2 separate regions of the Homo sapiens genome follow, and region 2 is linked to region 1. A link is a loop called in an ENCODE intact Hi-C map of the cell type or tissue named here. Cell type or tissue: CD4-positive, alpha-beta T cell. All regions are shown on one strand.

Evidence for each region. Hi-C counts contacts between places; a loop is a spot of excess contacts. Peaks named below come from ENCODE experiments on the same cell type or tissue, not always from the same donor. Only the 100,000 strongest peaks of a DNase experiment are listed, where the experiment ranks them.
Region 2: a loop joins it to region 1, with 12 times the contacts of the local background. A loop is called at or near these places in 30 of 110 quality-filtered maps.

Annotation. Positions count from the first base shown.
Region 1 is chr11:121,193,567-121,196,066 of GRCh38, reverse strand. No RefSeq gene overlaps it. Among named protein-coding and RNA genes, the nearest start is that of TECTA, 94 kb to the right of the region's middle. In CD4-positive, alpha-beta T cell, CTCF peaks have their summits at 952 and 1,154 (motif pointing right); a DNase peak (open chromatin) is centred at 1,156.
Region 2 is chr11:120,932,883-120,935,382 of GRCh38, reverse strand. The region is part of intron 13 of GRIK4 (glutamate ionotropic receptor kainate type subunit 4); the gene reads right to left. Among named protein-coding and RNA genes, the nearest start is that of TBCEL, 90 kb to the left of the region's middle. RefSeq lists an enhancer at 969-1,263. In CD4-positive, alpha-beta T cell, no CTCF peak of the experiment used is centred here; a DNase peak (open chromatin) is centred at 1,092; H3K27me3 peaks cover 276 bases.

The sequences.
Region 1 (2,500 bases):
ATAATGTATTTTTGCCCAATTAAAATAGGGCAATATCGGTGGATTTTTGTACCCTAAAGTATTCCACAAAGGAATTCAAAAGTTAGGGGGAGAAAATAAAGAATTCTAAGTTTGTTTGTTCTTAAAAGGCTCAAAAGGTCACTATCATTCTAATATGTCTCATTAGAAGTTAAAAATTATTAAATAAACCTACACATAAAAGCATACATATATGAGTAGGTTTATGTTCTTCTTTAGTTAGTACTTTTGGATATATATAACTTCAACTTAGTACTTTTCCTCTAATTTCTCTGTCAGAATGCAGCATGATCTAGGACTGAACAATATTAAATACAGTGGCAAAGCATTTGTTATGAAAGATGCTACATTTGTGTAAGGGATTGTTATTTCGTCCAATAGGAGACTATCTTAATTTCAAAATTATTTCACCATCAGTATCTTATGCTACTGAACAAAACAACAGCTAACCTAGAGGCTAGATGCAAACAGAAACACACAACGAAATGTACAGTGAACATTCTTCCTCCATTTGTTTCCTTAGCAAATAGAATTTGATTGCTGAGTTCTTCATGGAATGATGAGTCTTTTGTATTTTATTTCTATCTATAGACACAGAGATCTGTCCCTCTGCCATGGAGATGTTGTCTTATATGAGAGTCGTATTTCAGCAAACATAATTAAACCATCACAAACAGAGCCTTCCATTAGTCAGAACAGAGTTATTGCCGTTGTGCTGTAGGTGCATGTGAAAGTATTTCACATTCTGCTGGGGGGAAAAGACCACTAAATATTGCATGGGTTTTTCTTGATCAGATTGTTTATTTCTCAACATCTTAAAGAGGTACTTAATTTTTCTTGACAGCTATTTTTGTCAACACATTAGAGAAACGGATATTAAGGGCAAAATTTGCATGGGATGCCAAGTGCTGGTATTTCCTGGAGTAATGCGTACGGTATGCATAAAAATAAATCCCATACTGTTCTCCAGAAAACGTCCTTGGCATTTGATGTGTTTTCTAAAGCTATATTCTCATAATGTCCTGCGTCTAAGGTTTCAGGGTGGTAGTGGGGCGGGGGACCGGAATCATAATTCGATTGGTGTGGTTCAATACACATTTGAGCTTCATGCAAAAATAAACAGCAGACACTAGAGGGCGCTGTTTCATTTCCTTTTTCACTGGACTGTGCTGCAGATGTCAGCGTATGGGGCACTGCAAAATATCATCATGGTCTTCTAAACAGGCCCAAATTGCAATGAAGTACAAGCTGTAGAGATCCCCTGAGTTTTAGGAGAAAGGCTGGGAAGTTCAAAACAGGGTGGATGGTAAATTAATTCAGAATTAGTAAAGAAGTAATTTTTTATTACCCTAGCCCTTCATGATTGTCTTTTGATAATTACTTAATTCCTCTGGTTGAAAGAAATTTTATTAGATTTCAAGCTCCCACTAAATGTCAAATGGTTCTAAAAATAGCTAGAATATTAGACAATGTTAAACAATTAGCGCTCTCAAGTTTTGTCGTTAGAATTTTGAGTAGAATACATACCTACTACTGGTTGAGAAACTAATTACAGAATTCCCAGTGGTCACAAATGTCAGACCCCAAGATGTTTCTTTTGATATCAAACAAATACCAAGTCAATAAGATTCCCAATTAACTTCGTTTTCAACCTTTGCTAAGCATGCACTTTCTCACCCCTTCACCCCGCAAGTAAATCTTTTAGAGCAGCAGGAAAAGGCAATGCTCTGAAGTTATCTTAACATATACTATCATATGGCTTCTCTTTGTAAAAAGAGAAGGGATTGGGTTCGAGGGGGTAGGAGAGTGGGTGGGGTTCCCCAGTTCAAGTGTCTAGTGCCACTTTGTGACATAAGAACATATGAAAAGAAGCTTCATGTTCTTATGTTACCTAGAGGAAAATTAAGGTATTGAGGCATGTAATAATTTGTGTTTCAAGTAGAGAATTAGTGGAAGAGTCAGGATCATCTCTCAGTTCTTCTGCCTTCCAGGAAGTCAACTAAAGGGCCCGTTTGTTTTCAGTTCTGTAGAAGTATTTCTCTTTAATCCAGATAGAAGTGACGGACTCAAAGGCAATGTGAGCACCATCACCACTGATTTCCAGTTCTTCTGCCTTCCAGGCACACGGGATGTTTGTGCTTCCTCATCTCTAAAAGTCAGTTACAGCCATCTGGCTGTCATTGACCAATGAAGTGGGAACAGAAGCGATATGTGTCACTTCAGGCAGAAGCACGGAAGAGCTACGGTGGGATTCTCCAGGCTGTCTTCCCTTGCAAAGGTGAATCTTGAAGCCACACATTGAGCTGACAACATTGAAGGATAATAAAGCCTCCAGCAACTTCCATTCCAGGATGACAATGAAAGCAGGGGCGACTTGTGTGAGTAAGAAAGAAACCTTTGTTAAGTCACTGAGATTGTGGGGGTGTTCTCCTTTTTTGAGACAAAAATCTCATTCTGTTGTCCAGGCTGGATTGCAGTGCCA
Region 2 (2,500 bases), 260 kb after region 1:
GACGGGGTTTCACCATGTTGGCCAGGCTGGTCTCGAACTCCTGACCTCAGGTGATCCACCTGCCTTGGCCTCCCAAAGTTTTAACATTTTAAACCAAAAAGCAGCCCTGACTCTTGTCACTTGTGGGCCACAACCTCATCACGACCTTAGGCAAATTATTCCACCGTCTGGAATAGTGTCCTCAACTGTAAAATGAAAGGGTTCAAGCAGAGGCTCTCTAAGCTCCTTTCCAGCTGTCAAATCCCCTGCTTTAATGTGCCTGACTAGAAGAGACAGCGCTTACATGAGTGGTCCCCACTTTGCTTAAGTGGATGATGGCGGTCAGCAGTATTGAACGCTCTGAGGAGGAAACTGATGACCAGACTCGTCAGTGAAGAGCAGCAGCTAGCAGGGACATTTGATTTTAGGGAAAGAAATTCAGGAAGGGGCCATCTGGGGAAGGCAGGTCTAAAATCGTAACCCAGGGGGGATGGAAAACCAGAAAAAGCTGGGACCATTAGAGCCACAGGGTAGGTCTCCGGAGAAAGAAAAGGACAGGTGAAGGGAAGCAGAGAGTGCTCCACGCATCCCATGTGCCCGGCTGTGGCATGGGGCGGATGTGCGCCCCCACAGGGGTATATAAATACATTCCCTCCGAGAGAAAGACCTCTCTCCTCTCCCTATTTTTGACTGAAAGTGTTCTTTGAAGAGCTTTGTGTTCTGCCTCTGAGAGATCCCCTCTTTTATCTCCTGGATGTTTGTAGAGTTTACAAGGGGAGGGCAGGCGGGAGCCAGCCTGGAGGTGACTTCCAAAACATACTCTCTTTGGCCTCCTGGAGATTAATAGGGGCCGTGCAGCTGCCACCATTTCTGTCAAAGCCTGAAGGCTTGGCGTGGCCACTGCTCTTCTCCTGGGACATGAGCCTGGCTGGGAGGAAGATGAGCCTTCACAATAAGGCTGTGGTCTGCGTCTGCCTGGGCCCCCTGCTCCCACTCCGGGCTTCCTGAGAATGGCATGAGGAGTGGTCTAACGGCAATACCAGATCTGGGAGCATCCGAAGACAGCAAAGCCTTCTCATCTCCCTCCCTTCTTTTTCAGACAGCTGCTGCCCCCTTTCGGGCAAAATTCCCTCCCTCCCACTCAGCAGTGCCCTAGCACCATGACGCTGACCTTTTTTTTTTTTTTTTTTTTTTTTTTTGAGACGGAGTCTCGCTCTGTCACCCAGCCTGGAGTGCAGTGGCGTGATCTCGGCTCACTGCAACCTCCGCCTCCCGGGTTCACGCCATTCTCCTGCCTCAGCCTCCTGAGTAGCTGGGACTACAGGCGCCCGCCACCATGCCCGACTAATTTTTTTATATTTTTAGTAGAGATGGGGTTTCACTGTGTTAGCCAGGATGGTCTCGATCTCCTGACCTCGTGATCCACCCGCCTTGGCCTCCCAAAGTGCTGGGATTACAGGTGTGAGCCACCGCGCCTGGCTATGACCTCTTGCAGCCTCAGGCCTGCCTCCTCCACCTGGCCTGGCTGCCCTCCCTTACATACAGCCATGCTAATGGGAGGATGGGACGGGTCAGGAGAACTGCCAGTGCCTCTGCTCCTTGCCGTCCAAATGGCCATGTGCAATTTACTTCCCTTCTCTGGGACTCATTTTTCTCCACTGTAAAATGGGGCAATACCAGCCTATCAATATTATGTGAGAGTCAAAAGAGATGATGGTTGTAGAAGAGCCTTATAAATCATAACACTGTAGAGCGCTGCCATATCAATAAGGGGCTATTAAGGCAGTAGAGGGGGTAACTGAACTTAGTTTTCAGTGTGGCTTAGAACTACCTGGACTCGCACTCACTTACCTGTTGTATGACCTTGGACAAGTCATTTATTCAACTTTTTCTAAGCCTCAGTTTGCTTATCTGTAACGCGGGTATAATAAGAGTACCTAGCTCCTACAATTGTTGAGAAGATGAATGAGGCCATGTCTGTAAATGCTGAGCATGGGGCCTGGTTTGAAGTAAGTAGCCAGTAAGTCTTTGCTGTTGGGATGACAATGATGCTGCTGCTGAACTTGACAATGAGGATCATCTTAGCAAGGGCTTATGGAGACCTTATGATGAGTTGTGGGCATGTTTGGAGGCAGGCAGACCTGTTCTGTGTATGTGCAGCCCTAACTGGTCACCGCGTCCCCCACTCTGGCCCCTGCGGCCTTTCCCGGGTGACCTGGAGCACATGCACAGCTGTGTTGACACAATGTGCTTCTCTGGTGTGACCGTCTGTCTATGTGGACCTATGTGGGGTCCAGGCCTCCCAGACCTCATGCTGTCCAGTCCTTTGGAAAACTCTGGGAAAAATCCAGTACCTAGCTTGGAAAGCCAGTCATTCTCCCCAGTCCCTTCCTCCAAACATGATTCTCCTTTGGGGAGAATGAATTAAATGGCCTCTCCAGCTCCCTCTGAATCCTCTTTCAGATCCTCTCTTCTATCTCTGATCAGCTTCCAGATCTTTCTTCTCTGACCTTTTTACAGT